Linked DNA regions of Homo sapiens: region 2 is linked to region 1. A link is a contact called in ENCODE Hi-C data. All regions are on one chromosome and are shown on one strand. Each heading gives the region's core, a stretch centred on a gene start or an enhancer-like site at or near the end of the contact. The rest is flanking DNA. Distances are from core to core; before and after follow the strand shown.

Region 1 (5,121 bases), core at 265-2,764:
GAGAAAGAAAGGAAAGGGAAGAATCAAAGACAGCTTCTTGGTTTGAGACTGTCTTGTGGAGAGAATGATTGTACCATTGACAGAGATAAAGAAGTCAGGAAGAGATGCTGGTTTAGAGGAGGAAAATGGGGAGTGTGATTTTTAAAATATTATGTTGGAGTGGAATATTGGATATCAGTAAAAATATTCAGAAGGTAATTAGGGAGAGAGGTCAGACTTGGATAATTTAAATATGGAAGTCAACAGAGGACTGAAGGATAAAGAGAATTAACATAGTTTGGTTAAGGGGGAAACTGATGAAGAAGAGTATTACAAACAAGGAGTGTCCCCAGTAAGGACTAACAGAGTTAGGGAGGCCTAAGGGAATCAGGGCTGGAAAGTCCACTAGGGCGGGCGATTAAGAGGTCAACAGTTCCGGTAAAGTGGGCAGTTGAGAATAGGTTTCTGGGGTGTGGGAGAAGAGGCTGTAACCCATTAGAGGTAGATGGTAATGACTATTTGCTTAAAGAGGTATCAAGAAGAACAGGGAGAAAAAATATAGGCAGAGTAGTACCAAATGGCCATATGTTTTGGGACGTAAAAGCAAAGAAACTGGAGGAGAACTACACACACACACACACACACACACACACACACATATACACATATATATGTATGTATGTATATATTAAGTATCAGGATTCTTAATATAGACATCTATATCAATAATAATTTTAAAAGTTTGAATGAATATTGACATTTTTATCAGTGGATATATTTAAAAGAAAGCCAGTCTTCAAATAAAAATGAAGAAGCATGTGTTTCTTGCCACTCAAGAACAGAGGTCCCGATCTAGTACCCTATAGGATGAATCTGGCTCACAGGTAAAATATTAAATACATTATGCAAAGCACAGCATTTTAAACTTTTTGACTGAATGCCATAGTCCCCATCACTCCCTGTTGTCCCATAGTCAGCCTGCATCACTAGTTTGTCACCAGCCAAGCTCAGACGGCTTCTGTGTGTGTAGCCCCTGCTGTAAGTCTTTCTAATGGTAAATCTTAAAAAAAAAAGGAAAACGTGAAAATAACTCAATAATTCCAGGCAAAATATCCTGAGTTTGTCTGAGTATATTATACTTTTTTCTTAGCAAATTGGGTCCAGTGAATGTTATTTGTAGTTGTTGTTGTCTTCTGAATTATCTCAATGGGTATTGCTCCCCCTCCCCAGGCCCTCTTAGAGGACTGATTGTGGTTTGAGTGCTCTCACCCTTGCATTTGCTATGTGCTCCTGTTTGCTTGAGTGTTTCTTTTATCCAGTTCTGTTTAATTACCATGCAAAACCCTCTGTTGAGCTTTTAATTAGCAAGTTATCTCCGTCTGAAGACTGGAAACCCTGGGCTCTTTCAGCATATATTAGACAGCTAAAATATGAAATTAAAGAAAACAGAGTTTTAGCCAACAGAAACAAGTGACTCATTTCCTTGTGAAAACACACAAGGTTTATGTTACTCTGGCAACGATATTCCAGAATAGCATCTCTCCCCTCCCCTGTCAGAGCTTTTATGTGTTTCTGTTACAGTCTGTGTTCCACAGTGACCTAATGTTGAACCAAGTCACTTAGTGATTCATCAGACACAAGAGAACTGTGCTTTCATTTAGATAGCTCGTCCTATGTCCTTTTGACCAAAGGAAGAAAAGTTTACTTTGTATGAAGAGAGGAACTGTAAAAGAGATATAAAGAACTCTTGACTGAGTGCTGTCTTAGGATGTAAGTGTGGTCCTGCTGTTACTTTAAAAACACCACAACTGGTTCCAGTGTGTTAGAATTCTAAGAGCCTATTTTTCTAGACAGCTGATTAAATCATAATGTGCAACCTGTATATGTACCACGTAGGGAAATGAAAATTCAGAGACCCATTGCAGAAGACTCCAGATGTTTCTTGGGACTCACATCGTGGGAGGGAATATCACAGTGCTTAGGGTCAAAATTTTAACCCAAACCACTACAACTCTCCAAAGCAAAAATGTGTAGAGCAAAAACAGTTGAACTAACTCTCTCTTCTAGGTTTTAAATTCTCTGAGGTACTTAAAAGGAAGTGAGGAGAACCTTCAATTTATTAAGCTCTTGCTGCTGATGTTATTTAAAAATTATGGTCTGAATGGAATGATGGTTTCAGGATTTTAAGTTTAGATACTCTCTGTGAACAGCTTTATACTTTCATTGAAAGGGCAGTAAATTTTGTAGCCATTAGAATGCAACGAACTAAAAATTATGGGTGTATGAAGATTTTTAGTTTCTCTCTCATACTTACCACCTGTCTGCAAAAGAGAATTTCAGGTTTGTTCAGTCATTGTTTTTTCTCTTTCAAAAAGTGTCTTTCCATTTCTCCTGACTTTGAAGAGAAAGAATAGAATAACAGGCAGAGAGATTCATTGGAATAGTAGGAGGATGAGGGAGAATGATTTAGTGTCAATATACATTTTATTTCCCATTTATATATAATGTCAATTTGTATAATGAGGGGCTAGAAGAAGAAAAGTAAGTGGAAAAATAATAGAAAAAGTCATGTAGGTTGAAGGTAGAGGAGATTTTTTGGAGATTTGAGAAAGGTCCAGGAACAGACATTATATATGATAGTGTTGGGTGGAGGGGAGAAAAAAGAGGATTTTAAGAATTGCTGAAACTCATGTGTCTTCATCATAGTGTTCAGTACATACAAGAAAAGGGCTTCATTTATTTTGAAATTAAATTTGTTTGCAAGGACTGTATACTTTTAGCCATAATACTGCTCTGAGACTGAACCACGTGGATTATGGTATTATAAACCACAAAAAGTATTATTATTTGAAAATTGCTTGACAAAATTCTGAAATTATTCCTAATAGAAAAATAATCTCAAATTGGGAAATGTTGAGTGGAAATTCCTTTTTTTATTTTTCTTCTTAATTTTTCTGTGTGTGATACCCAAGTATTAAGACAGAAAGCAAAAGTAACTACAAATCACTTACTAAGCACTGTCATCATGAAGGTATCTCTGATATGAGTAGCCTTCCTTTTCAACATAAATAAACAAAAAGCATTAAGGAACAATTTAAATTCTAAAATTAGTTCTCATTATAATTTCTTCTTCTTCTTTTTTTTTTTTTTTTTTTTTTGAGATGGAGTCTCACTCTATTGCCAGGCTGGAGTGCATTGGTGTGATCTTGGCTTACTGCAACCTCCACCTCCCTGGTTTAAATGATTTTCCTGCCTCAGCCTCCTGAGTAACTGGGTCTACAGGCATGCACCACCATGTCTAGCTAATTTTTGTATTTTTAGTAGAGATGGGGTTTCACCATGTTGGCCATGATGGTCTCGATCTATTGACCTCATGATCCGCCTGCCTCCCAAAGTGCTGGGATTACAAGCATGAGCCACCGCGCCTGACCTCGTTATAGTTTCTTACATGATTTTTTTTCATTTTAATAAAAAACTATATACTATTTTTTTAACTATGATTTTTCTCTTTGTTTTCAAACTTCAACCCTGCTTTTGGGTATCTTTAAAAAAAAACAGTCCATCCGTTGGGCGTGTGGCTTCTGAAATTACAATTACAAATCCCTCATAGAAATACTGATAGAATTTTTTTTTGAAATTAATAACCGAAGTAATTGCAAAATATTTTCAACTCGTTCAGCAATGTAAAATGAGAAAGCTGAACTATTTGCCACACAGGGCAAATAAAGCAGGTTTTATAGTTTTGTAAATTGTAATCCTCTACCATAAACATCAATGAAATCACATCTAGAAATATAACTGTATGAGAATCAGATAGTTTGTATGTATTTCAAACTTGAAATATAAAATGTGAATGAATTATAATAGATCACAAGATTTGAACTTTGATAGAAATAAACACTGACCAAGACCTTGATCATCAGCCTTAAAAAAGATGTTACATGCCACCATATATTGGTTATAGAATGCATTATTAACGAACCAATGAGATAAGTGTCTGATTCCCAAACTGTTTATTGGCCTAAACATTGTTAAATTTCATGAGCCATTTTGCTTCTGCAAATCTAGAAGGAAATCTGGTGATTTTATTGGATAATAAATATTAGCTATGCCTATATGATGAGAGAATGACTAAGAGTAGGGTGAACTCTGGAATCATTGAGATCAAAAACATCTTGATTAATTAAAAAAACATTTAGTTGTGGTAAAATATACACAACATGAAATTTACTATTTTAAGCATACAGTTTAGTAGTGTTTGTACACAAAGTGCTGTGCCACCAATCTACAGAAGTCTTTTTATCTCGTAAAACTGTGAAACTCTATATCCATTAAACAACTACTCCTTATTCCCCCTGCCCTCAGCTCCTGGCAACCATTATTCTACTTTCTATCATGATGAGTTGAGTACTCTAGATACTTGATATAAATGAAATCATATAGTATTTGTCTTTTTGTGACCAGTTTATTTCATTTAGCATAATGTCCTCAGGGTTTACCTGTGTTGTAGCATGTGACAGCATTTCCTTCCTTTTTAAGACTGAATAATATTCCATTGTGTGTATGTTCTACATTTTGCTTATCCATTCATCTGTTGATGGACACTTGGGTTGCTTTCAACTTTTGGCTATTGTGAATAATGCTGCTATGAACATGGATATCTGTTAGAGACTCTGCTTTCAATTCTTTTGGGTATATACCCAGAAGTGGGATTGCTATATCATATGGTAATTCTATCTTTTAGTTTTTGAGCAACCACCATACTGTTTTCCACAGCAGCTAAACCTTGTCCACCAACAATGCACAAGGGTATCAATTCCTTCACATTCTGGTTGACATTTATTATTTACTGTTTTTCTTAATAGTAGTCATCTTAATGGTTGTGAGGTAGTACTTAAATTGTTTTTTTTTTTGTTTTTGTTTTTGAGATGGAGTCTTGCTCTGTTGCCCAGGCTGGAGTGCAGTGGCATGTTCCTGGTTCACCTCAACCTCTGCCTCCCGGGTTCAGCAATTCTCCTGCCCTAAACTCCTGAGTAACTGGGATTACAGGCACACACCACCATGCTCGGATAATCTGTTATATTTTTAGTAGAGACGGGGTTTCACCATGTTGGCCAGGCTGGTTTTGAACTCCTGACCTCA
Region 2 (5,177 bases), core at 669-3,168, 200 kb after region 1:
TAAAACTTTTTAGAATTTTTTAAATGAGTAAAAGATTTGAACAATTAATCAAATAATACATAAGGATGGCATATAAGCTCATGAAAAATGCTCAACATTGTCAGAAGTTTAAAAAATGCAAATTAAAACCATACAAACCCATTAGAATGGCTCAACTAAGAGACAGGCAATACCAAATGCTGATGGGGATTGGTAGCAACTAGAACTTTTAAACAATGCTTATAATCACTTAGGAAAAGAGTTCTGTAATTTCTTAAAAAGGTAAACGTAACATTTACTATACAAGCTAGCAATCCTATTCCTACTACATATATACCCAAGAGAAATGAAAAGGTGTATCTAAAAACTTATACACTAATGTTCACAGCAACTTCATTTTTGGTAGCCACAACTGGAAATAATTCAAATGTCCTGCAACAGGTGAAAGGATAAACAAATTGTGGTATATCCATGCAATGCAATACTCTCAGCAATAAAAAAAAAAGTGGGGGGAGAGAGAGCACTATGGATACAAAAACATGGATGAATCAAAAAATAATTATCCTACGTGAAAGAATCCATATTCTAAATAAATAATGTCCTAAATAAGAGTACATACACTGTGATTCCATTTATACGGACCATTGTTTGCCTGGGGATTGGGGTGGGAAGTTAATATGTGGAGGAAGATATTACAAAAGGTCACAAGGAAACTTTTGCAAGTGATGGGTGTGTTCATTCTCCTGAGTTTGGTGATGATTTCATTGGTGCATTAATATATCAAAACTCATCAAATTGTACATGTCAATATATGCATTTGTTTTGCATCAATTTTCCCTCAATGGATCTATATTTTCTTAAAAAACTACCCAGTGTTCCCTTTCCCTTCGGCAACTATGACAGTAGGTCACAAAGGAAAGCTGCTCTAAATGTCCTCTGTCCAAGTGTTACAACATCTAAAAACCCACCATTGACTTTTTCACTCCCTTTGGGATCATTACTGTCTCTCAAGGCAAGACTCTTGGCTGCATCTTTCCATCTCAAATTGAAACCTAACTTGAACTATTTTAAATTAAAAAAGGTTTTTATTGACCAAACCAGAGACAGAGTGGGCTTGGAAATGGCTTCAGGGGTACGGTCACTTCCTGTTGGTTACGCTCTCCTCCAACTTTCCTGAGTGCTCTTCCTTTCATGGTCTCCCTCTCACACCTTCCTCTCTGGATTTTTGGAATGTTCTTGTTGGGCCTTATTCTCTCAAACTGGCCATCCACAAGAGGCCAGAGCAATGGCTTCAGTTAGCTCTAGCATACATTCATAAAGTTTGACAGCCAGGGAAGGAAGGGGGCTCTCTCCACAGCCCCAGGTCAAAAAAAAAGCCTGGGTCCCAGGCTTGCAGTCATCTAATAAGCGGGCAAACTCACTGGGATTAGGAGAGTCATACTGGAAACTCCACAGTGTATATATGAGTCGGGGCTGGGGAGGTAAGGGGAGAGCAAGCTAAAGTAAACAGCTGTACACAACACATTTTTTACTTCAAGATATTGCCTAGCACCAGCCTGGATCCCAAACCCTGCAAGATCCAGACACTGTTTTTGCTTCTTTATTTTGTTGTTTTTACTGGCTGTGGCATACCCCAGGCATGTGTTCCTTTCCCAGAACTGCCTGATCGAGCAGGTAACACCACCCATAGATCACCTCACCTTCTTGCCTATCTAGAACAGTCTTTTCCCAGTCTCTTTTTCTCTCCCATAAAACAGAAAACTAAGGTAATGCTCATCCTTCCCAGCTTGCTACAAAATAGTGGTTGTGATTTTTTTCTTTATCATCTCTTTACCCTGTTTATTTGACAAATAGATTTCTCATCCTCTGTCCATCAGATGAAGCCAAGGATGTTTGCATCCAAAATGACTCAGGAAGGAAGTGGGTCTTGGCAGAAGCTGCATGCTTTTTTGTCTTAGGAACAGGCTCCCTCACCCACAGAGAACAAGGTCAGTTCAGTCTATTCCTGTGGGTAGTTCAGTCTATTCCTGTGGGTAAAGAGCTAGTCAACGAATAGTGATTGAATGTACCCAAGCTGCATTGACCAATAACAGTAAAAATGATGCAATCTAGTAGTATTGTATTCCTAACACACGCTGTGTTAGGAATGGGGAACTTTTTAGGATCATGCAAAAGTACAATGATTCTTCATTTTGCAAATGTCAAAACATCTACATTTCAAATTCTATTTGGTTTGGACAAAAGTCAAGTTGAAAGTTGCTGTTTATTATTATTACTTATTGTGTTCCCCATTACCATTAGAAGCACAAAAACTCCAACTGTAATCTTTTTTGTATTTTGTTTATATGTTTGTTTACCTCCGAAAACAGTCATATCAGAAAGATGGCAACAATGGACACTGGAGACTACTAGTTGGGGAAGAAGGGGGGGAAGAAGGGTTGAAAAACTAACTGTTGGGTCCTATGCTCACTACCTGAGTGACAGGATCTTTCATGTTCCAAACCTCAGCATCACACAATGTACCCATGTAACAAACTTGCACATGTGCCCCTGAATCTAAAATAAAATTTTTCAAATTTTATTTTTAAAGTTATAAAACTGAAAGTCATTCCTGCTCCTGTCCAACTCACCACTTCCAAAAGAACATTCTTTGTGAATTGTGTTTTAGTATTTCTGAATTCACTTCAAAGAGTCTGGCTAATATTCGAAAGGTTTTTTCCAAAGTCTTAAGACATTACCACATGCACAATCTTGATCTTCCCATAAGCATTACCATTGCAGGCCAATTGGGAATTCTATCAGAAGAATGCAAGTTGCTCTTGTTCTGAACCAAATCTACTGACATTTCTCGAAAACATCACACGCACACACACACACACACACACACACACACACACACACACTATCCTGACATAGCTACATAATTTCTAAACCATGCAGCATTGAAAAGTTAATTGCACAATTTAGCTTTTAAATTTTTAAGGCTATCTAAAATAAACCACAGTGTCCCAAAGGAGTCAATGGGTGTCATCCACAAATGTAATACATCTCCAAGACAGTAATACATCTTTTCCCAAATCAGAGAATGAAGCCAGCAAAAGCCTGGATTGTTTATTTGTTGTTGCTGTTATCATCACTGTTACCAGAAGAAATTATGTTTTTTAAATGTTTACACGTCTTTCTTTTCATCAGTCATCTAACAGATAGTGCTGAAAATATGAAAAGGAAAGCAACAATCCCCTTGTTCAGTCCCCACACTTCCCAACTTCTCAGTTCGACTCACCAGAGGCAACTACCATTTAGCCTCTTAGCTATTTCATCAGATAGCTATGTTTTACTCCCCAAATAATACATGTATACTGCTACTACTCAATTTGTTGACTTTAGACATTAACTTCCTCTTACGATAAACCAGGATTTAGTTCTTTGAAGCCATTTTCCCAGTAGAATTATTCAGCTGTTTTCAGTTACATAGTTACGACTATGTAAATATTCTTCCTTTTTTCCAAAAGTGCCATAATATCTTCTACCTGCATATCTTGTTTTTGCTTTGTTTGCTCTTGTTTTCCCAAGGGACCTCTCTTATCAGATAGTTCTTTTCCTTGTGGCTCCCTCTGTCCCAACTCTTTTCTGGACCAGATGTTCCCTAGGACAGCTGTTCCACTGTCACCCTGAGGCATCTCCTTCCTGTGCTCAAGACGTTGATCTGCTGCCTTCTGGATCCCGTGTCTCCCCCTCCCTTGGTTTGGTAATTATTTTCATTGGAACCTACCCAGCTTCTCAAGAAAGGGATATAGAAAGCAAATTTTCTGAGTCCCAACATGTCAGAAAGTATCCTTTTCTGCTGTCACACTTGATTAATAATTTGGCTGAATATGACATTCCAAGTTGAAGATCATGTTCTCTTAGATTTTTGAAGTCATTCCCTCTTTTTTTTTTTTTTTTTTGAGGTACAGTGCTGCAATCTTGGCTCAATGCAACCTCCGCCTCCAGAGTTCAAGTGATTCTTCTGCCTCAGCCTCCCGAGTAGCTGGGATTACAGGTGTGCCACCATGCCCAGCTAATTTTTTTTTTGTTGTTGTTGTTGGTAGAGACAGGGTTTTGTCATGTTGATCAGCCTGGTCTCAAACTCCTGCCCTCAAGTGATCTGTCCACCTTGGCCTCTCAAGGTGCTGGGATTATAGGCATGAGCCACCGCCCTGCCTGCTGCTTCTTTATTAAATAATATCCAGTGATGTTGAAGAGAAGTTTAATTTGAATTTATTCTACAAATACATATTGGTTGGCTATAATGTAACAGGCACTGCTTGAAAATACAGCAGTATGAAAAGAATCACATCTTCCACCTTCACGGAGCTTACATTCCAGCATATAAAAGAGACCAAAAAAATATAATAATAAGCAAATGAGATAATTACAGATTACAAAAAGTTTATAAAGAAAATAAGACAGCATAAAGGCATAGAGTAGAGATGTTACTTACGGAGGTGCCACTGAGCTGAAACCTGAACAGCGCTAGAGAGGTCCAGGGGTCAGTCCGGGCAAGTGGAAACACAAGGTGTGAGGGTCAGAGGTGGAACTAGCTGACTTGTTTGAAGTGGCCTCAGCAACTGGAGCCTGTGACGAAGCGGTGAGAGATGAGCTCACACAGTGGGCCTGTCCTGCTTTCGTGTCATGAAGATTCTTATCGAGTGTGGACTTTTTTTTCTTCATTGCAATGGAAGACCACTGGAAGGTTTTAAAGTAGGGTAATGAAACAATCTGACTTCAATTTATGAAAGATCATTGTGTTGAGTGGAGAACTGACTCTAAGAATAGAAGCAAAAGGACTGCTTATGAGGCTCTTGCTCTCATCTCCAAGAGAGGTGAACTGCAGTGGCCTGGGCCTGGGATATGGGTAACAGCAGTGGAGGTAGGAGAAGTAACCAGATTTGGGATATATTTGAAAAGCAAATCTAACAAGAACTAAAATTCATGGGATAGGAGGGAAAGAGGAGGTTTTCACATGAGGCCTTCAACTATAAGTGTGTGTGTGTGTATGTATATATATATATATTTTTTTTTTTTTTGAGACAGGTTCTGACTCCGTCACCCAGGCTGGAGTGCAGTGGCATGATCTCAGCTCACTGCAACCTCCACCTCCCGGGGTCAAGTTATCCTCCTGCCTCAGCCTCCCAAGTAGCTGACACCAGACGTGT

What was found. Hi-C counts contacts between places; a loop is a spot of excess contacts on that map. Pooled maps may share reads with other maps.
Region 2: a map of heart right ventricle shows a loop between it and region 1 (4-fold over the local background). The contact joins two enhancer-like sites. A Hi-C loop is called at or near these places in 3 of 168 maps with a recorded cell type or tissue (Right ventricle myocardium inferior, cardiac septum and heart right ventricle) and 5 of 50 pooled maps.

What each region holds. Positions count from the first base shown.
Region 1 is chr2:160,665,002-160,670,122 of GRCh38, forward strand. No RefSeq gene overlaps it. Among named protein-coding and RNA genes, the nearest start is that of RBMS1, 170 kb to the left of the region's middle. Within about 2 kb of position 1,515, at least 7 of the 41 ENCODE cell types and tissues checked have a DNase peak (open chromatin) inside an H3K27ac peak, as active enhancers do.
Region 2 is chr2:160,867,618-160,872,794 of GRCh38, forward strand. No RefSeq gene overlaps it. Among named protein-coding and RNA genes, the nearest start is that of TANK-AS1, 290 kb to the right of the region's middle. Within about 2 kb of position 1,919, at least 5 of the 41 ENCODE cell types and tissues checked have a DNase peak (open chromatin) inside an H3K27ac peak, as active enhancers do.